2 separate regions of the Homo sapiens genome follow, and region 2 is linked to region 1. The links are chromatin loops, found by intact Hi-C in ENCODE. Cell type or tissue: GM12878. All regions are shown on one strand. Links, peaks and the distances in the headings refer to the core of each region. The heading gives the core; the rest is flanking DNA. Region 1 has its middle 110 kb from the start of NABP1. Region 2 has its middle 80 kb from the start of NABP1.

Region 1 (10,276 bases), core at 93-8,092:
AAGGCCAGAAAAGTAATTTGGAAGCTGTAAGAGCAGAGCTTGTGCAGTGGTCTGCGTGAGCTACAAGCCAGAAGCTTCTGCCTGCTGCCCAATCCATCCACAGCATTGTGGATACTCCCCACCTGTCTCCCTGTTTTGTTGCAGAGGTGGGTAGTGCCTGGATAAGTCCTCACGCTCATCACATTCAGCTCAGGCTGGCATCAGGGCTTTTGAGGCTGTATCATTGGTAAGGCAGTGTCTGTTTAAAATTACCTTGCTAGGCCAGGCACGGTAGCTCACGCTTGTAATCCCAGCACTTTGGGAGGCTGAGGTGGGAGGTTCACTTGAAGCCAAGAGTTCAAGACCAGTCTGGTCAACAGAATGAGACCCCCATCTCTACAAAAAAACAAAAACAAAAATAAAAATAAATTAGCTGGGCATGGTTGTACACACATGTAGTCCCAGCTTCTCAGGAGGCTGAAGCGGGAGGATCAATTGAGCCCAAGAATTCAAGGCTGCGGTGGGCTGTGAGGGCTCCACTGCACTCCAGCCTGGGCAACAGAGCAAGAGCCCATCTCTTAAAAAAATACATATATATTACCTTGCTAGCCCAGAGGAGTCTCGAACTGGAGTCAAGTTGAGGACTTGCTCCAGGATCTTCCAGAATAATGTTCCCAGCTCCCCACTGCCACCTCAGCTGAAACTGGGATTGCAGTCTGTATCCATACACTCCCTTCTCTTATCCTCCCCTCTCCCCCTCCCACAGAGCCCACTTTCTGAGCTCTGAGCTCTGCTTTCTGCAGGCTTGAAAGAACTTTACTGGAAGCTCTGGCAGAAAGTTAAATTGAATAAAGATCAAAGTTAATAAATTTCCTGGTAAACCCACAGATGGTCCACTTTAAAGGCAATAGTCCCATTCACTTCTGATTAAAATAAAAATTGTCTATAAAGAAACTCCCTAGAACAAAGTTGAATGATGGAACCATATTAAGAGAGCAGTTCATTACCCTTAAGTGAAAAATGCACAAAGTCATCATTCAGAGGCAGTAATGGAGTGGTGATGGTAAAGAGGTAATTAAACCTACATTTAGCTGAACAATTTGGGAAATCCTCCAGGGCACTAGAAATAGAATAGTCTCCCCAAAATACATACTATCTTCAGGCTACCTAGATGATCAGATTGGTGTCACATTTTATGCATAGGTCCAGTTACCTTTCAGTATCAGAGTGCAAACATTAGAAGCAAGTTCTGCCTATGGTCACTAGTTTGGTTTCTTTGTTTTTGGAGAAAGCATTTACTTGTATCCATTTCCTCATCTCCTAATATTTATCCCCATTAGCAGGTGCATGTTACCTGATCAATCTGGGGGAGGCATGTACTTGCATAATCACCTTTCTCCTCCCTACCCCCAGGGCCACCTCCCATTTCCCAACTTTTCAGAAACAATGAACTTGGTAGAATCTTATCAATTTTATTAAAGAATAGAAATGTACTGTTAATTATGCAAAAATTGGTGGCAACATTAATTAGACTCTGGATCACTGACATTCCTCATTCCTTCCCCTTTTCTTTCCATGTCAATGGAGTATGCAACCTTATTTACAACAAAGACTTTCTTAGGAAAAGTATAAATTATAACATTCTATTTCTAAATTCCTTAGCCACAGACTCTTCTGTAATCTTGGTGGGTCCTGTTGTTTGGAAAAGATGAAGATCTCCAAGATTTACTGGAAATTTGTAGGCAAACTTTGGTCCAGCTCTCCTGTGCTCTCTGCACTTTTTTTTCTTTTTTGAGATGGAGTCTCGCTTTATCGCCCAGGCTGGAGTGCAGTGGCTGCAATCTCGGCTCACTGCAACCTCCACTACCTCCAGGGTTCAAGCAATTCTCCTTCCTCAGCCTCCTGAGTATCTGGGACTACAGGAGCGAGAAACACACTTGGCTAATTTTTGTATTTTAGTAGAGACGGGGTTTCACCATGTTGGCCAGGCTGGTCTTGAACTCCTCACCTCAGGTGATCCGCCTGCTTTGGCCTCCCAAAGTGCTGGGATTACAGGAATGAGCCACCGTGCCCGACCTGCTCTCCGCATTTTAGAGATGGAAAGTGCTAACTGTGGAGGTGAAGTATTTCATGAATATATGCAGACACACAGCAAAGACAAGTCGAACCTGTATAATGATAGTGTGCTTTAGATTTTATGGCCAAAGCTAATTTTAACTAAACAAAAAAGGCTGCCCAAATCTCCAAATTCTTACCCCAATTGCTGCTGACTTAGAATGATCCTGGCGAGGTCAATTACCATCCTCTTAACTCTATTTTCTTCTGACGCTCTCTATCAAGTTCCACTAAGTATATCAAAAATTAACAAAAAACTCTTTGACTTCCTTAGATGGAAAGGAATCCAGGCAGATTAATAGGACACAGTATTGCAATTCTTAATCATTGAGATTGCTGAAGGCTGGCAGGTGTAATTAAACAGTCATCAGCCCATAAACTGCGGGTGAGAGTTCAGTGCCGATGTGTCAAATTGGACAAAGTTAACCAGAGGGCTCACCTGAGGAATGAAACTGGGAGACACTCAAGCTTTAGAGTGTCCCATTAGAATCAGGCAGTAATTATAAAACAGGATTCACTGAGAGCTCTTTCAAATTCCAGTGAAGAGCTCATTTCTGAAGCCATTTGTTAAGTTATTGCAGCCAACTATTGCCATTGCTGCAATTGCTTTTGCAGAGCCAAAAAAGAAACTAATTTTAGCTACCTCTTCTACCTCTTACCTTTCCTAGGAAAGAATTTTCTTCAGAGAATCTGAAAGTTGAATCTTCTAGTAATAAACACTTTAGAAGATAGAAAGCAAGAAAAATCTCAGTCGAGAATCTTTTCACAAAGTAACTAAAGAGGCATTATTGGAAACAAGTGGAGAGGAATGGCAAACTGTCACAGCTGTGGCTGCCTGCTCTTAAAAGTAGGAATGCAGTAGAAAGAAAATCCTTGTGGAAAAGTTAATATGACTGTGGATGCTAGGTATGCTGGTGCTACCCCTGGGCCTGGGAGTAATCACCCACTCCAACCAGCATAAACTCCAGGGAGCATGAGATCTGGATCTGACTCCCCTTAGAGCTCAACAAACACTTCTAGGGACCCACAGAAAAAGGCGTTGCCCGTCTGGGTGTATGATAGCGTTGTTTCGGTGGAGAAGCTTCTTCATTATTCAGGAACACGGTGAATGATTGAAACTTACTCCAGCGCCTGGGGGCAAGCAATTTATGATGAACCTCCATAAATGGTTTTTTAAAATCACCTTAAAATTAATGCCTTCTATAGCCCAGAAGAAGGTGGCGGAGGAGACGTGAAGCCTCTTGAGTTTGGACCTCAGGCAAGGAAAAGTTGGGTCTGGCTATAAATGGACCCTTGAGGTGAGAAACCTGGGGACCTCGGATACGATTGTGGAAGTGCCTGTGCTGCCCCCATGTGGACAAAATGGTTCTCTTCATGGCTTTGCTCCTTTGACTCTAGGTTGAGGGTCACAGGATATAGGATTGAAGTGGTGAATATTCTGGGATCTGCTGGTAACAAAAAGAAACATTGCTTTAGTGTTCAGACCAACACAAGGCTGGCTTTGCCATATAACCCTGGACCTGCTGGCATTCTGCACTCTTCTTTTTTTTTTTTTTTTTATTACTCGCTTCTTGCTACACATATTTGTTGAGTTCTGGCCATGGAACCATGATAAGCTCCTGGGATGGTCAAAAGCCTGAGGTGCAGTCCTTGCTCAATAAGCAGATAAGATAACCCTCACATCTATGAATGCGATCTGATAAGGTGGCAAAGAGAACAGGGAAGCAAAGTTGTGTGAGCACAGAAAGAATAGAGAAGGACTTATTCCTCCAGAGAAGGCTCAAAGAAGGCCTCGGGGAAGAAGAGGACTTTGGAACATGTTTTGAAATCCAGGAGGATGTCCCCATGTGGGGGAATAGGAGAAAAGTGCTGCAAACAGAAGGAACAACATAAACCGTAGCACAGGGACCTCACTCCTCTTGGCGAAAGTGCAGTAACCCTTGTGGCTAAAATAAGAGGTGACTGGGTAAAGGAAGGAGGACTCAGTGTGAGACCATACAAGGAGGTTGTGGACAAAACAGGAAGTGTTTTACAAATGCTTGAACTTTATCCTATAGACAGCAGGAACCACTGAAGTCTTTTAGAGCAGATAAGATGTGATCAAAGTATTACTTTTAAACAGTCACTCTGGCAGCATTGTGGAGAATGAATTTTGGAGTCGGTGTAGAACCTAGAAGAAGGAAAGGAGAACAAAGGCTACGGTAGTATTGGCCAGGGGAGAAATGATGAGGTCTGGGTGGGGCAATGAAGTGGCAGGTTTTAAAGCAATATTTCTGATAGACAAGTGGTAGGCTTGGAGATTTATTGGATGTAGAGGTTGAGGGAAAGGGAAACAAAGGATGATTCCCAGGTTTCTAGCTTGTGTCTAGACTAGAGAAATGTTACTGCCATTAGCCATGGGAGGAATTATTGAGAGAGGAAAAGATTGTGCAAGGGGGATATTGAGCATTTGTTTTTGGTCACGTTAGGCTCGTAACCAGGGCTGCACCATGAGGAATTGCAAATGTAGGTCTGGACCTGAAGTATTTATGACCCATTTTTATATGAGAAAATTGAGGCTCTGGAATGTTAATGTGTCCAAAGATTCCTAATAGGTGGTGATGTTTAGTCATCCTTGTGTCTCTGGTTTTAGCATAGTACCAGAAATGAATAAATGCCACGCTATTATCTGAAAGCCAGAGAAGAGAGAGAGGGCAGAACCTGGAAAACACCAGATTCCAAGGACAGTCCAAAGAAGATTGGGCCAGCAAGAAGGACTAAGAAAAAGCAAAACCCAGGAATGAGAATTCCAAGAAAGAGGAAGAGATTCACATGTCAATGCCTCAGAACTCAGAAAGAATGTAAATGGGATATCTGAGGTCATTTTTTACCTTTAGTAGAGAGGTGACTATGCAAGCTGGTTTGGAAATGACTTGGGAGAGAGTGAAAGGTGAAGCCATAGGAAAAAAAGTCAGACTAGACTTCTGTGAATTTAGACTTCAAGCAAGATAAGGAGAGGCAGTAAAAGAGTTGGAGATTGAGGGAAGGTTTTCTGGGCTGGATGGATGGTTGCTTTTAAAGAAAAAAGTAGATTTGAGTATGTTTATGGGCAGAGAAAAAAGCTCCCATGGACAAAGAGAAGCCAGAGATAAAAGTCAGTGGGAAACATGAGGATGGGCTAAAGAGAACAGGTGATGGGGTAACTTTACAAAGGAGCATTTACATCTAATCCTCCAAAACAGGAGGGGAGAAGAAAACACGAACACGGAAGCTCGCCTTAAAAAATCAGCTTCTAGGCTATGGTTATTTCTTGATTACATATCATGAATTTCTCCAGAAGTGCCTGATTCGAAGAATCTTCCATAGTACCCACAGCAATCGATGTTGAAAAGCCAGAAGTCCAGTTTTTCTATTTTATTTGGCATAGGCAAAATGAAGTTTTTACTTGCAGCTTTTATTTTCTGGTTTTTATTTTGAGCTATTTCAACCTGCAGTCAACAATGGAAAATATCAGACCAAAAGGGACATAAAAGGAAAGGGCCTTCCATTTCACCATTAACTTGCCTTCCAGGAAATACCACCACTAAACAGCCACAATAAGCCGCACCACAGTGCTTCCCCTCAACTCTTCATCTCTTGGTTACCCTGGACGAGTGAGGGACCATTGACATTCCCCACAATGGAGTTCAAAACTGTACAATTGACATTATAGACAGTAAAATATCCATTGGTATCTACTCCTCATTTCAATTAGAGTCCTCTCCCTGAACATGATCCTCTAAAGCCGAGCAAGAATTCTGAGGTCTTTGTTCTCCACACTTTCAGTTTTATGATACAGTCCGATCAACGAGAGTTCTAAACTTTACACACAATTTTAAATGGCAAAGCAGCTCAGGATTTTGACTGACTAAATATATTTCTCTAATTTTATAATAATTACCCTACTTCCTTTCTTACATGTACTATTTATATCCTGAAAAGATATCAGATCTGAGAGGGTCTACATAACTGAAGCTTTAGTTTGGATTTTGTCAAAATGGGGAAGAAATGTAAAGGATTTCTTTTTCTGAAACCACCTTTCCTCTTAATACTCTGGAGGTTTGATAAATGTTGCATATACCGCCACCTGCCTCCCACCCCCACTATCCCCAAATGTACCTTACAAAGTTTTGCAAATGGCAAGCGATGAATGGTACAAAGACCACCTGCTTTTGGCTGGGAAGAGCCAAGTCCAGGTCTTAACATGAAACACCTATTTTAGTCCTGATGTTTTCAATGGATATGAACTTTATGACTACAGGGTACACTAAGCCACACTGCAGACAACATTGGGATTCCTTTGCGATCAACCACACCACATCAAACTGCACTCTATTCATGCTCTATCTACAAGTCTTCCCAAACTTATCTTCTTTTCTTGCTAAACTTCTATTTCAAATTTTTTATCTTCCTCCCCTTTATATATCAGCATTCTCTAGAAGAAACTAGAGCATTTTAGATGGAAAATGTAGCCTTTATGTAACAAAAAGAAATTTCAAAATTGTATCTCTTCCCCAAATCTTTCTAGGTCATATATTGTGTCAAGAAGATAGCAGGCTAATGTCACCCTCTAATGGAATAGTGTTTTCAGGGATTTAACTGCTCAAATGGACCATCCTTAAGGTTATTCAACTTTTTGTTCTGACTCCATTTCACCAATCACCTTCTTAAAAAGATTTTTTTCACTTCAAATTCAATTCTAACTCAATCTTCTCTTGCAAACCAGTTTCCCATTTTGACTTCTTTATATTGTATTTCTAACAGTTTTTTAATAAAATTAATATATGTTGGTGGAGCGCTGTGGCTCACGCCTGTAATCCCAGCACTTTGGGAGACCGAGATGGGCGGATCACTTGAGTTCGGGAGTTCAAGACCAGCCTGGCCAACATGGCGAAACCCCATCTCTACTAAAAGTACAAAAATTAGCCAGGGATGGTGGTGCATGCCTGTAATCCCAGCTACTTGAGAGGCTGAGGCAGGAGAATCGCTTGAATCTGGGAGACAGAGGTTGTAGTGAGCTGAGATCGTGCCACTGCACTCCAGCCTGAGTGACAGAGCAATTACATTAGTTATGCATTGTTCGTATGTGACTATTCCTCTAAAATACGTGTTTAAAGTCTTTGGATTCAAGCATATTAAGATACCACTGTTTATTTAATCAATCTCTTACTATCAAATATGTAAGTTGTACCCAGTTTTTTCAAGTTATCAGAAATATTGCAATTAAAATCCAGCTATATTATTTAGTGTATCTTACTATTTCCTCAGACTGATTTCCTAGAATGGGAGGCAGACAGTTTGGATGGAATCCTAGATTTATTCCTTTCTATTGGTGTGACTCTAGGCAAGTTGTTGAGTCTTTCTTTGCCTTGGTTTATCTGCAAAATGGAGATTATGATAACACATAATTCATAGGATTGTTGAAAAATTAAACTTAGTAGAAGTTCCAAATAAGTATTTGCTGTTGTTATGAAAACCTTTAAAGTTTTCAATGCATATACAACATTTTAGGATGTTAAAACTAAAGTTTGACCCTGCCACTTGGAAACAATAGTCTCCAGAACCCACACTCTTAACTGCTAGGTTTACTAACACTCATGAGCATAACAACTCCAGTTCTAGGAATTTAGGCTGAGGAAATACATGACAGACACACACAAAGTAAAATACATGCAATAGATGTTCCACACCGAAGTTAGGTGCCTGAACAAAATGTTCAAAAGATAGACAAAAAAGCTAGGCTTTCTACTTTAGATCACTCAGGCAAAGACTAAACAAGTGCTGAGTGTGGAAGAAGTGGATTTGGGAGGTGATGTCTTCAGCTAAGCCATGCTGTGACAGCCTGCCCATCACCAGAGAGAGGGGAGCATGGTATCTCCCACCACAGGCTTAGTGACTTCTTCCTTTGCTGTGTCCCATCCTCTGAGAGGCCAGAAGATGCAATTAACAAGGAGAAAGAGGGAAAGAAAGGAGTGAGAGAAGGTGACCAAAACCACGGTGCAAAGAACAGGTGCCCCGTTGAACACAGACCTCAGGTGGGACAAGGAAAGGAAACGTCTTACCTGTGAAAAAAAAGACTGAAGTTTGATTAATAGCTTGGATTGTATACTCTTAATTTCTGAATCAAGCCAGCATTTGTGGCTTAGAACATAGGCCAATCTACTCCCCAAGAGCAAGCAGAACAGAGGGGCATCCAAGTTCTCAGCCAGTGAGTAGGGGAAGCTTCCACCACCAAATACATTTTTAAGTAATGATAGGAGACACAAATGAGGAATCCATTATGCTTGTCCAATGGAAAGGCTCCACATAATAATAAAACATTGCCGCCCAGAAAACTTGTCTCAATTTATATTCCAATGAGCAGTGTACAGGAGTCTCTTTTTCCCTCACTACAAAATATATGATCTATAATTTGGTTTCCCAAATAGATTTTTTTTTTTTTTTGAGATGGAGTCTCGCTGTGTTGCACAGGCTGGAGTGCAGTGGCACAATCTCAGCTCACTACAACCTCCGCCTCCCGGGCTCAAGCCATCCTCCCACCTCACCCTCCGGAGTAGCTGGGACTACAGGCACCTGGCACCACGCCCAGCTAGTTTTTTTGTTTTGTTTTGTTTTTTGTATGTTTAGTAGATACAGGGTTTCGCCGTGTTGGCCAAGCTGGTCTCGAACCCCTGATCCACCCACCTCGGCCTCCCAAAGTGCTGGGATTACAGGTGTGAGCCACCCTGCCCGGCCCCAAATAGGCTTTATTTGTGTGAAGAGAACAAACTGAATGGCTGACACAGATATATTGCTTAGCAAGTATATTTCTAATAGTAAATAAATAAATTGGCATTTTAATTTATCAGCCAGCCAGTGTTTTAAGAGATTAGTTAACACAAATAAGCCCCCTAGAATGAAGTCACTTCTCACAGAGATGACAATTCAAGTTCCCCACACGTGCCCAGCCGAGCAGTTCTCCAGCAGCCCCAGCGCGGGCAGCCTCCAAGGTCCTCCGGGAAGCCAGCTGGCTGGCAGGTTGGCCTCTCTTTAGCACCATTTAAACTGCAACAAGCAGAACAGCAGGCTTTGAGGAGTGAGGACATGAAATGTCCTCCGGGGACCAAGAAACTGGATGTTCACAGATCCAGTTTCTAATTGCAAAGCAGCTAATCGTAGAGCATCTAATCGAGAGGCAGCATTTGAACAAAGAGTGGAAATAACCCCAACGCCATTCAGCACGGAATGAGACCCAGGCCTCTCAATGAACAACTCCTTCCAACAAAAATAGCAAGTCTGCGGCGCCACGTAAAGGTGCTGCCAATGGGGTGTGTGCACATTACTGTGACAGGCAAACACAACATCAAGAAAACACTTAATCTTCCTGTTTATCCCCAGAAGGACTAATAACCAGAGTGAGAGGGAGAGCTGCATTCTTCTTCATTTAGAAACGAGCTCCCACTAATGCCTGGCTCTCCAAGTTTATAGACCAAATACCTGCTCGCACTAAAACTGCCACATATTGTAAACCTCACCAAGGAAGTGAATCCATCACGTTCTCACTCCCTTAAGAATAGTTTTTCCCTGGAGTACATAACCCATTACTGCATATCTTGTAGAAATCAAATGCAGACTCTATCTTCCACCACAGAACAAATCGGTTTTGCAGAAAAATGCACAAATCATGACATTTTGTTTTTCTTTCACTTTAAGGCTTTTATTTCATTATGGTTATTGTTTTCTTCTTTTTCTTTGTTTTCAGGCAGCAGTTTCTAAGGCATCACTACACTTGGATTAGAGCCACAGCTAGGGAGGGGATGCCATTCCCCACTTAGTCTCTAGCTACAGGGATGGTACCGAGGCCCGCTCCGGGCTACAATGAGAAGCAGATTGAGGGGCCTGCAAACCCCGTTGATTTACCTTGAACCCTTTTCTGACTCTTTGTCTCCCACTCTTTCCTACAGGTTCCTGATCTGATCCCTCCAATCAGCAGACATTTCTCTGTGATGTCACTAACACTGTCAGTCACCAGACTTGTTCTTTGGGTTCAGGGACTTATTATTCACCCTGTACCCCTAGGGCTGGTGCTGGGTGTGGCACATGGTAAACCATCAATGAATATTTGGAGATGCCAGGCATGGTGGCTCACACCCCTAATCCCAGCACTTTGGGAGGCCAAGGCAGA
Region 2 (12,985 bases), core at 2,496-10,495, 190 kb before region 1:
CATTTCTTCTAGATTTTCTAGTTTATTTGCGTAGAGGCGTTTGTAGTATTCTCTGATGGTAGTTTGTATTTCTGTGGGATCGGTGGTGATATCCCCTTTATCATTTTTTATAGCGTCTATTCAATTCTTCTCTCTTTTTTTCTTTATTAGTCTTGCTAGCGGTCTATCAATCTTGTTGATCCTTTCAAAAAACCAGCTCCTGGATTCATTAATTTTTTGAAGGGTTTTTTGTGTCTCTATTTCCTTCAGTTCTGCTCTGATTTTAGTTATTTCTTGCCTTCTGCTAGCTTTTGAATGTGTTTGCTCTTGCTTTTCTAGTTCTTTTAATTGTGATGTTAGGGTGTCAATTTTGGATCTTTCCTGCTTTCTCTTGTGGGCATTTAGTGCTATAAATTTCCCTCTACACACTGCTTTGAATGCATCCCAGAGATTCTGGTATGTGGTGTCTTTGTTCTCGTTGGTTTCAAAGAACATCTTTATTTCTGCCTTCATTTTGTTATGTACCCAGTAGTCATTCAGGAGCAGGTTGTTCAGTTTCCATGTAGTTGAGCGGTTTTGAGTGAGATTCTTAATCCTGAGTTCTAGTTTGATTGCACTGTGGTCTGAGAGACAGTTTGTTATAATTTCTGTTCTTTTACATTTGCTGAGGAGAGCTTTACTTCCAAGTATGTGGTCAATTTTGGAATAGGTGTGGTGCGGTGCTGAAAAAATGTATATTCTGTTGATTTGGGGTGGAGAGTTCTGTAGATGTCTATTAGGTCCACTTGGTGCAGAGCTGAGTTCAATTCCTGGGTATCCTTGTTGACTTTCTGTCTCGTTGATCTGTCTAATGTTGACAGTGGGGTGTTAAAGTCTCCCATTATTAATGTGTGGGAGTCTAAGTCTCTTTGTAGGTCACTCAGGACTTGCTTTATGAATCTTGGTGCTCCTGTATTGGGTGCATATATATTTAGGATAGTTAGCTCTTCTTGTTGAATTGATCCCTTTACCATTATGTAATGGCCTTCTTTGTCTCTTTTGATCTTTGTTGGTTTAAAGTCTGTTTTATCAGAGACTAGGATTGAAACCCCTGCCTTTTTTTGTTTTCCATTTGCTTGGTAGATCTTCCTCCATCCTTTTATTTTGAGCCTATGTGTGTCTCTGCACATGAGATGGGTTTCCTGAATACAGCACACTGATGGGTCTTGACTCTTTATCCAATTTGCCAGTCTGTGTCTTTTAATTGGAGCATTTAGTCCATTTACATTTAAAGTTAAAATTGTTATGTGTGAATTTGATCCTGTCATTATGATGTTAGCTGGTTATTTTGCTCTTTAGTTGATGCAGTTTCTTCCTAGTCTTGATGGTCTTTACATTTTGGCATGATTTTGCAGCGGCTGGTACCGGTTGTTCCTTTCCATGTTTAGTGCTTCCTTCAGGAGCTCTTTTAGGGCAGGCCTGGTGGTGACAAAATCTCTCAGCATTTGCTTGTCTGTAAAGTATTTTATTTCTCCTTCGCTTATGAAGCTTAGTTTGGCTGGATATGAAATTCTGGGTTGAAAATTCTTTTCTTTAAGAATGTTGAATATTGGCCCCCACTCTCTTCTGGCTTGTAGGGTTTCTGCCGAGAGATCCGCTGTTAGTCTGATGGGCTTCCCTTTGAGGGTAACCTGACCTTTCTCTCTGGCTGCCCTTAACATTTTTTCCTTCATTTCAACTTCGGTGAATCTGACAATTATGTGTCTTGGAGTTGCTCTTCTCGAGGAGTATCTTTGTGGCGTTCTCTGTATTTCCTGAATCTGAACGTTGGCCTGCCTTGCTAGATTGGGGAAGTTCTCCTGGATAATATCCTGCAGAGTGTTTTCCAACTTGGTTCCATTCTCCCCATCACTTTCAGGTACACCAATCAGATGTAGATTTGGTCTTTTCACATAGTCCCATATTTCTTGGAGGCTTTGCTCATTTCTTTTTATTCTTTTTCCTCTAAACTTCCCTTCTCGCTTCATTTCATTCATTTCATCTTCCATCGCCGATACCCTTTCTTCCAGTTGATCGCATCGGCTCCTGAGCCTTCTGCATTCTTCACATAGTTCTCGAGCCTTGGTTTTCAGCTCCATCAGCTCCTTTAAGCACTTCTCTGTATTGGTTATTCTAGTTATACATTCTTCTAAATTTTTTTCAAAGTTTTCAACTTCTTTGCCTTTGGTTTGAATGTCCTCCCGTAGCTCAGAGTAATTTGATCGTCTGAAGCCTTCTTCTCTCAGCTCCTCAAAGTCATTCTCCATCCAGCTTTGTTCCGTTGCTGGTGAGGAACTGCGTTCCTTTGGAGGAGGAGAGGCGCTCTGGTTTTTAGAGTTTCCAGTTTTTCTGTTCTGTTTTTTCCCCATCTTTGTGGTTTTATCTACTTTTGGTCTTTGATGATGGTGATGTACAGATGGGTTTTTGGTGTGGATGTCCTTTCTGTTTGTTAGTTTTCCTTCTAACAGACAGGACCCTCAGCTGCAGGTCTGTTGGAATACCCTGCAGTGTGAGGTGTCAGTGTGCCCCTGCTGGGGGGTGCCTCCCAGTTAGGCTGCTCGGGGGTCAGGGGTCAGGGACCCACTTGAGGAGGCAGTCTGCCCGTTCTCAGATCTCCAGTTGCGTGCTGGGAGAACCACTGCTCTCTTCAAAGCTGTCAGACAGGGACATTTAAGTCTGCAGAGGTTACTGCTGTCTTTTTGTTTGTCTGTGCCCTGCCCCCAGAGGTGGAGCCTACAGAGGCAGGCAGGCCTCCTTGAGCTGTGGTGGGCTGCGCCCAGTTGGAGCTTCCTGGCTGCTTTGTTTACCTAAGCAAGCCTGGGCAATGGCGGGTGCCCCTCCCCCAGCCTCGCTGCCACCTTGCAGTTTGATCTCAGACTGCAGTGCTAGCAATCAGCGAGACTCCGTGGGCATAGGACCCTCCAAGCCAGGTGTGGGATATAATCTCGTGGCGCGCCGTTTTTTAAGCCCGTCGGAAAAGCGCTGTATTCGGGTGGGAGTGACCCGATTTTCCAGGTGCGTCCGTCACCCCTTTCTTTGACTCGGAAAGGGAACTCCCTGACCCCTCGCGCTTCCCAAGTGAGGCAATGCCTCGCCCTGCTTCGGCTCGCGCACGGTGCGCGCACTCACTGGCCTGCGCCCACTGTCTGGCACTCCCTAGTGAGATGAACCCTGTACCTCAGATGGAAATGCAGAAATCACCGTCTTCTGCGTCGCTCAGGCTGGGAGCTGTAGACCGGAGTTGTTCCTATTCGGCCATCTTGGCTCCTCCCCCTCAAATAAAATTTTTCAACTTGTCTAAGTGATTCTAAGATTCATCTAGAAAAATAAAACATTGAGACCAGCTTTTAAAAAATTAAAGAAAAGAGTAATGAATAAGGATTTAGCTACTAGACATAAAAACTTTTATGAAACTACAATAATTTAGATGATGTGGTAATAGCACAGGCCTTGACAGATTAATAGGAAAGACTAGATAGTCCTGAAATAGGACTAAAAATATATAAAAACTTAATGAAGAATGATAAATGAAAAATCACATACCATAAAAATGTTGGAAGTAACACTGGTGAATATAAAACTGATTTAAAAGCAATAGAATATGTCACCAAGGAAAAGATACATAGATTTAACTGCATAATATTTAAAATTTGTATATCACTGAAATAAAGCTTATCTAATATAACATCAAGGATATTTTAAAAGTTAACAACAAAACTCTGTATCAGAAAACACCATAAAATTATTTAAAAGCAAATGGCAACCTTGAAAAAAATTTTGCAATATATATGACAAGTTAATGACTACTGCATATAAAAATATTCACATATCAATAAAAAATAAGAACATTCTGTGTTTTCTTTCCTACTGCTGCTGTAACAAATTATCACCAATTTAGTGGCTTACACCACACAAATTTATTCTCTTACATTCCTGGCCGTCAGAAGTCTGAAAGCATTCTCACTGAGCTAAAGTCAAGATTTCAACAGGGCTAGCTTGTTCCATGCTCTCGGAGAAAATCCTTTCCCTCCCTTTCCCAGTTTCTGCGGGCCACCTGCCTTTCCTGCCTTACAGCCTCTTCTTCCATCTTCAAAGCCAGCAATGTAATATTTCAGATCACCCTCCTGTGACCTCAGCTTCCTTTGTCAACTCTCCTGCTCTGACTCTAACTCTCCTGTCTCCCTCCAATAACGACTCCACATAAATAATTCAGAATAATATCCTCATCTCAAGGTCCTTAATTTAATCACATCTGCAAAGTCCATTTTGCCATGTAAGCAAATATATTCACATGTTCAGGGACAAGATTATGGACATCTTTGAGAGCCCATATTCTTTCTGGCACACATCAATAGAAAAAAAAGAGACAACACATAGAATAAAAAAACAAATAAATGCCCAATAAACCCATGAAATACATGTTCAATCTCACTAGAATTCTAACAACTAGAAAAGAAAACAAGAGTGAGATACTTCTTTTGCCTGATAAATTGCCGAAGATTTTTCTAAAATGTGAATGCATTTTCTGAAATGTGAATGCAAGAGTACAGTTTCCAAACCATTAGGTGACATGTGTCAAAAGCCTTAGAAAGTTCATGTCATTTAATCCCATAATTTTATTACTCAAAATTTTTCCTAAGGAATTACTTAGAGATTCAAAATATATCATATGACTATTACCCACAGTATTTTTAAAGAGAAATAAATTAGAAACTACATCCAACAACAAGGTATTGGCTAAATAAACTGTGATAAAACTATATGATTGAATACTATGCAGCCATTAAAATTTGATCTTTAAAGATTTTTAATAATATTGAGACTATTCTCACAATAGACTGCTGAGGACAAAATATAAACAGGGTCTAAAACTGCATGTATTATAAAATATATGCAAATAGAAGGCTAATGATGGTTAACTCAGAGCCATTGGATTATGAGTTATTTTTATTTTCTTCATTACACTTTTTATATTTGCTAAATTTTTAATAATAAATAATATTACTGTTATAATCATTTTTTAAAAGGTAATTTAAAAATTTCAAAGTGAAGGATGGCAGATGTTGGCCATTGAGCCTTAGAATTCTAAGCAGGATGGAAAATAAAGTGTTTTATGCCCCCAAATGGCAGCTCCCACACATCAATCAGAGACCAGCCATGCACATTATTCCTTTTAGAAGCAAAGCCAGACAGCACTGTGCGCAAATCAGTATCTCACAGTTACGTACCGTTGCCAGGAGGGAGACAACACAGAACAAGTTCAGCACAGAACCCCAACTTCAAGTAGAAACAGGTTTTCCTCCTTGCTGTGGGCCTAGAAAGGATTACAAGCATATTGCAGAGCCCTCCAGAGTCAGAAGGGAAGAATGAAACCACATGAATTTTAATTAAATTCTAAAATAGGACATAGAAACTAGTTGGAATAACTGAAGAATACGCCAGATAAACACATCAGCCATAGCACAGTTCACAATACAACTTCCCATCGGGCAAAAAATACAAATGATAATTTTGATACGGACTCCTAGAAGGAACACCCATTCCAAATGTGAGTTAGCTCCTTCACATTGAAAAATATCATTTTCAATAAGCTAATGGAAAGTTAGCTTTAGGATAACAGGGACTTTTTTAAAACCCTGTGGTGTCATTGCTATATGTCTGTTGACTTAAATAGTGTCTGTTGCCTAGTGGGTACTCAATAGATAATTATTAAATTAAGGTTGGATCAATAGAATTACTATAAACCTTGGTAGTCTATCTTTAGGTTAATTGACCTCACTTTCATAGGATTTGAACTCATAGCCAATCAGAGCCAGCAGTGAGGAATTAATGAGCACAACTTGTACACTGGAGAGGATATTATGTTAGGAAAAATCCTATCTCAGTATCTGAAAAGGAAGGTAAACCTCTTCCAATTCAGGTCCGTCTGTTTAACATGAGAAAACTAATATCTGAGTCTAAAGTGAGTCACCCCAGGACACTTCCCTAATTGATAGCGAAACCGAGTCACTGCCACCTAGTGGAGGGGTCTGCTCCTCTCGCCCTTCCTCACACTGACTAGATGGGCAGGTGGAAGCATGTTCCGTGGAGCCAGCTGTATGCCTCCTGCCTCACTCTCCTCTCAAAATAGGACCACCCCCCATGCTACCCCACACTCTACACCTGGCACCTGCCATTCTCATATTACTAACTCTAAAAACTTGATGTGGGCAGCATTACTTTTATCAAGACTAATGGCAAAGATCCTTTTTCAGATCAGTTGCCAACTGATTTTGAAACCAGCTCAAGGAATGTCCTTTCTGAAGGCACCGAATATTGCAAGCCTAGTAGACTTCCTGCTCCTTGCAATTGTGTTATTCATCCTCGAAGTCTCTACATTTGACATTTTGCCATTGTCGGCTCATTAAATAAATTACTTATTAAAATAAAAGTGCATCCTGCATTAAGTGCCCGGCCTGCTGACATCGAGCTGAGGAATGATTCCAATCGGCTTTCAGTGTCATCTGATTGCATCGAGCCAGCCTGGCTGCCAGCCCCCAAGCGGCCCTATAGAGGCCAGGGACACACAGAAATTGAGAGCACAGGGTACACAGTAAGGCCTGCTTCCAATGAAGAGGAACACTTTTACAATTTGAGGGCCAAAAACATAATATGACGCCATTGTGGGCCACTTTCTGTTCTTAGCAAAAATCTTTAATTTGCAAATTTCCTTTCTTATATTCAAGGAATATAAGAAAACATAATATATTTTCTTATATTCAAGGAATATAAGAAAACGTAATATATTTTCTTATATTCAAGGAATATAAGAAAACGTAATATATTTTCTTATATTCAAGGAATATAAGAAATATATTTTCTTATATTCAAGGAATATAAGAAAATATATTTCTTATATTCAAGGAATATAAGAAAATATATTTTCTTATATTCAAGGAAAAGACCTGGCAGGATCTCTCCCAGATAGGAGTTGACAGTAGCTCACCAGAAACAGAGACAACACCATTATGAACAAACTTCAAGGCAAAGGAAAGACTTGAATTCCCTTTCTTCTCACCTCAAAATCCGTTTCCAAAACTAAAATTCAAGCAGCAAACATAACATTTGAAAAATGAGATGCTCCCTCCCCCTCCATTTTCACCTGTTTCTCTAGAATGTGAAGCAGCAAATGTAGATTTCTGTGATTTCTGTGCAAGGAAAATTGGAGCAGATAGGGTCTTAGCTGAGCTGGGAATGTGATAAATATTTTCATGGACTGCTGAATCTCACTAATTGGATACTTTAATGAAACTTGAGGTATCTCTTCCTAACTTCTAACACACTTTTAACCCTTACAACTTGTATGGGCAATTTTTTAAACAGAAGAATGTTTGATCCAAGAAAATCAATTTTTTTTTCAAACAGAAAGTCCAGTGGTAAATTAATAACAGCTCCTAATAAAGAAAGGATCATTGGTTTTTTCTGCTGCCTTCAGAACAGCTAATAAAGACTATTTCTTCCCAGTGTTCAATCAAAATGAAATGAACATTAATTGGACATTAAGTACTAAGGAAATGCCCACTAGTTCTTTCTCACTTCTCCCACTCCATCCTCATCCTACCATTTCCTCTGTTAACAAACTAGGCAGAAAGATGTCTCCTCCTATTGTACCTAAACAAATCAGCATACAGGGAAGTGATTTATCATTCATGAAAAGCAATCAGATTGCTTGGGGCTGACAGCTGTTCCCAAAATGCAGCTGAGAAACAGACCTTTGGCAAAGTGTAAAATTTGGAACAAAATCATATTACTGTACTTCAGCTGGCAACACAAAAGGCTGACAGTGAGCTTAATAAACAAAATACCATGCAGCTCGAAATATATTAGCTAGTCTACATTTATGAACAAAAATGGTCACTTCTCCCATTTTTTTTCTAAGTCACCTTCAGTCAAACTAAATACCTAGCAAAAGTAAAATGCTCTCTTTAGGTTTTTTTCTTTTTTTTTTTTTTTTTAAGATTTAGGCAAATTTTTGGTAAAGACTTTTTTTCCCACACAATTCATTATGGGAAATGGACCAGAAGGAGGAAAAAATGATGAAACATGCATAAAGGTTAAAGAGGGACACAGCTTTTACTAGAAAAGGAAGAATTCCAGTATATTCTGGCCTCTGAGCCATAATTCATTTCATTTCCCGTGTTGAGAATGCTTTCCCATATCTCTCTGCCTGTCTAAGGTCTAGCTATCCTTTCAAACAAATTTAGATCGTCATCAAACCTCGAAAATGCTACAATTCTGAAATGATTTTCCTGACTGCTCTGGCCCCCAGTGATCTCAGCCTCCCTTGAATTCTGTAACATTTCTTTCGGTACTCTTGATCTCTTTCCCCTTGTGTCCCCTCATGTCTAATCTCTTTCTGCATGGCTCCCACCACCTATTTAATCATGTTGAACCTCTTGCTCTACGTCCAATGCAAAATATATTTTTTCATACCTCTGTGTTTCTTTAACCACTGATTCCTTGGCAAAGAAATCTCCTTCACCTGTTCTTCATGGCCAATCATATTCACAATTTAAGACTTACTTCAGGGCCAGGGATCAGTGGCTCACACCCATAATTCCAAAGCTTTAGCAGGATGATCACTTGAAGCCAGGAGTTCCAGACCAACCTGGGCAACATAACAAGACCCCAATCTCTCTCTCTCTCTCTCTCTCTCTCTCTCTCTCTCTCTCTCTCACACACACACACACACACTCTCTCTCTGTTTGTGTGCGTGTGTGTGTGTCTATAGGGGAACATATTAATATTATAGCAGAGTTTGGTGTCATGTGCCTGTAGTCACAGCTACTCCGCAGGCTGAGGCAGGAAGATCCTCTGAGCCCAGGAGATAACTGCAGTGAGTTATGATCATGCCACCGCACTCCAGCCTGGGTGACAGAGTGAGACCTTGTCTCCAGAAAAAAAAAAGAGATAGAGAGAGAGAAAGAAAGAGAGAGAGAAAGAAAGAAAGAAAGAGAGAGACAGAGAGAGAGACAAAGAAAGAAAGAAGGAAGGAAAGTTCAAATGTCCTCCATTTGATAAACATATAGTGAGATTCTATGCTGATGCTTGCCCTGAACTAATGGCTTGAGGTAAAGATATGGAAAAGATATAGCCACCATCATAAAGACATCCACATATTCTTAGTATTAAAGACCCAAATCCTTAACCTGTTCTAAAAATCATGGTGTCATGTGGCCTTCTAGCTACGTCACTAGCCTCACCTGTGCCTCTGCTCCCCTACTCCTCTGGGCTCCTGCCACACTAGCTTTCTCTTGTTCTCAAGGCTTCCATGCTCCCTCCAACTTCAGGACTTCTTTACTGTGCTTTTCCTCCCATCATGCATGCATCTTTGATTAACAGACTCCTGATCTGCCTTCCTTCTCAGCCCTCATACTCCATTCCCAGGGAAATCTCTTTCAAGTCTTTTGTCAAAGTCCAATCCTCTGATTAAGCACTCTTACAGCACCCATGTAAGTTTTCTTCAAAACAGTGATGAAAGTTCTGATTTTTCCAAGTGTTTATTGGCTTATTTGTTTAATGCCTGCTTCTTCCATAAGACTATAAACTGCATGCAGCATAACCTTTGTATGAGTTTGCCAGTAGGTCCTCAGGATCTCTTTTCATGTCTGTACATGTTAACATTCAAAAGAGTTACTGATGGAATACATAAAAAAAAGAATGTGTGAAAAAATAAAAGTCCAGTTGGTAAGACAAAAAAGCCCTTGATTCCAATAGAATGCGGTATGGAGGAAGCTGTGTGTGATGTAGGACCCCCACGAGGGGACCTGATTTAACAGAAGGTCACTGATACGTCTCAAGGAAACAATTCTTCTGACCATCAGATAGTAAAGTCAAATTGAAATTGGCCAAAGGGTGAACGGGAAGTGAAGCTGTGGCCACAATAAGTGAGGATCCTCCTTTTAAGAGGTTTAATTGTAGGGTGTCTAGAAAAAGGATGTAGACTGGAGAGGATGATTTTTTTAATGAGAGACTGAAAAAATATGTATGTATTGTTGGAGAAGAGCAAGAAAGATGAAGAGGTTGGGTAACTGGTGGGCCTACATCCCTAAAAATCTAGAGAGAATAGGAAGTGGAACAGAGGTAAGAGGAATTATTCTTAACAGAAAAAGGGATCTTTCTTTTATTAGATAGGAGAAAAGAATGTTAAAATGTGTAGAGATGCAACTTTCATTTAACAAATATTTATTGAACACATACAATAAGCCTAATACTTATCTATGTTCTTAGGTTACAATGGTAAATGAAGCAAAGTTCTCTACCCCAATGACATTTATATTCCAGCAAAGAACAGACATAGGATATAAGCAAATTATAGAGTACATTAGAAAGTGGAGTTTGCCACAGGATAAGGGGGCTAGACTGTGTGTGTGGAGAGAGTAGAATAGGATTTTAAATAGGATGGGCCTCATTGAAAAGATGACAAGTAACCAAAGACATAAAAAGAAAGGTGAGTTAGCCATGCAGGTATCAGGGAAAAGAGAGATCCAGGTAAAGAGAACAACTGGGTCAAAGACTCTGAGCTGGGAGCATGAACATTTAGAAGGAAGACAAGAAATTGATGGTATTGCATGCTAATGGCTCCAACATTTTCTTTGTGAAGCAAAGGAGACATTATCTGCTGATGGAGGAGCTGAGGCTTAATTGAGGGAAACTGTGAAACTTTGTACTAGCTGCTGTTGAGCATAGAAGAGGGAACATATATGAGATGTCTCAAGGACTTCTGGCAGCACTGACAATTGGAGAACAGAGTTCCGGTTTCATGTATTTGCACTGGCGAAATTCCCATTCAGTAGCCCAAGCCTGATAGCTAAGAAAGCAAAGAGGCGAACCTGTCCAAAGAGAGGGCAAAGTCCCAAGAAAGTGGGGAGAGAATTATTCCTGTGATGGACTGTGGAAAAGAAAGAAAGTGGTGCCAAAATACAATGGATGCACCCAGAGAAACAGTGACAACCTTCTCACTTCCACAGATTCTCCAAAGGAGCTAGCCACTCCCTCTTGTGCTTCCATAGTAGGTCATACTACATTAATTACTATGTTAATTATGTCACACTAGATTATGTTCATATGTAAGAATATCTTATTCTCCTTTGGATCTCCCCCATGGCTTTGCCCAATGCCTGGCCAAGAGTAGGCATTTAGAATACATTTGTTGAATTAAACAATAAATTAAATGATATAACATTTATGCTTTGCTACCTATTATAATTATTTATTTTTCCAGGCGTATAATCTGTCTTCTCTACTATAGAAGGTAGGTTAAGAGCGGGAATTATGCCTTGTACTTCTTTGTTTCCCTAGGAGTGTGCCCTAGAAATAAAAGAAACTCAATAATTTTTTGTTATTGTTGTTGAAGGGAAAAAAATGATTAAGACAGTAAAGCAAGGTCAATTTCTAGAGTTCTGTATCCCTGAAGCAATCATAAACCTGTAGTAGAGTAACTGTAAAGTTTTGAGACTAGAACAGAAAAAAATGATGTAATCAGAAGAACTGCAGTGACAAGTGTTGAAAAGGATGATTCCGGAGATAAATGGTTCCTTGTGTCTCCAACATAGCCAAGTACTTCCAGAAAATTATTTCCCAGGATAGCACCATCCCTGGGGTTAAAAAGAGCATTTTACAAAATCATCACAGCTTGATGGAACTATCCTTCAAGACAATGATCCTCCAATTGTGGTATGAGTATCCTCGGGGGAACTGAAGGTGATTCTGAAGATATGAGAAGCACCAGAGTAAACATGGTACACTTTTAAAATATTACTAGATGTCAAATTAAAAGATATTATCAACATCAAGAGAATGGCAGATATCTTATGAGATAGAATGTAAGTTTTGAGTGAATGTTAATGATAAAAATTTAACTGTACATAAAGTAAGCCCGTTTGATCTCTGCCCCTACACCTGGTACAGGATGTAGAGATCAGAGGTGAGGAGGGCAGGAGATGAGTATTCACTTTCATTAGCTATTCTAGCACTTCACTAGGTGAATTTGAGAAGGACTGCATTATAGCTACTCCTTGCTGATCTAATTAAATATCAAGGAACTTCTCAAGTCAATTGAATTTTTAAGTGAATCTTACCACCAGACAGAAAGTACCCTGTGAAAATAACTATTCCCACTCCCAGGCCAAGTGTAGCCCTTTCATTAAAGACATAAATTTTCTTCCAGGTACAAATAATTTTGTGTGAATATAGGCAATGAAAATAAAACACAAAACAATTCATTTGCCCTTAAATGTTATTTTCATTTACTTGTATCCCCCCAAAAAACTTTAATAAAACATTCATTTTGTTGACCTAATCTAGATGCAGGCCCAGATCCACAAATTCACCTAATTGGAAAATAACATATAGAGTTCATGCTTCAATATTCGCACTGCAATGGTATTAACCCAAGTTATTAGTAGGCTTTTTCTCTCCTTCACACATTGATTTTCTAGTTCTATGTTCATGGTCTTAGGGTATATATGCCCTCTATTGTAAGTTTAAATTATACTTTATAGTAGGTATGGTATAAATTGTAAATTGAAAAATAATTAGAAAGGCTTAGTCTTCTAGATGGAGAATAAAAGGGAACATGGAAAGTTCTCTTCCTTCTTCATAATTTGTGCTTCTAGAACCATCCATGGGTATCCTTCAAAACACTCTCTCCCCAAGACCCAGGAGAAGAGGGTTCAGCAAGTATGAGTACACATTCTAAACTGATTTTATCTGCTCAGAGGAAAAAAAAAATGATTAGGGGAAACAAAGTGAGAGAGAGAGAGAGAGTTTTACAGTGTCATTTTGTATGCAATGTACCACCAAAAGCCAAGAGTAAAGAATAAAAGATACCTGGGGACAACTTCTTAGAAACTTATAATTAATGTATTATGTTTATTCTCAAACTCCTGCTTTCTCCCTAAAATATTTACATCATTAATATTCAATATTCAAACGTGTATGTAGATTT

Evidence for each region. Peaks named below come from ENCODE experiments on the same cell type or tissue, not always from the same donor. Only the 100,000 strongest peaks of a DNase experiment are listed, where the experiment ranks them.
Region 2: a loop joins it to region 1, with 2.9 times the contacts of the local background. A loop is called at or near these places in 5 of 110 quality-filtered maps.

Annotation. Positions count from the first base shown.
Region 1 is chr2:191,559,620-191,569,895 of GRCh38, reverse strand. No RefSeq gene overlaps it. Among named protein-coding and RNA genes, the nearest start is that of NABP1, 110 kb to the left of the region's middle. RefSeq lists an enhancer at 4,693-5,892. In GM12878, for the core only: a CTCF peak has its summit at 3,454 (motif pointing left); a DNase peak (open chromatin) is centred at 3,450.
Region 2 is chr2:191,752,136-191,765,120 of GRCh38, reverse strand. No RefSeq gene overlaps it. Among named protein-coding and RNA genes, the nearest start is that of NABP1, 80 kb to the right of the region's middle. RefSeq lists an enhancer at 3,021-3,614. In GM12878, for the core only: a CTCF peak has its summit at 6,014 (motif pointing left); a DNase peak (open chromatin) is centred at 6,010.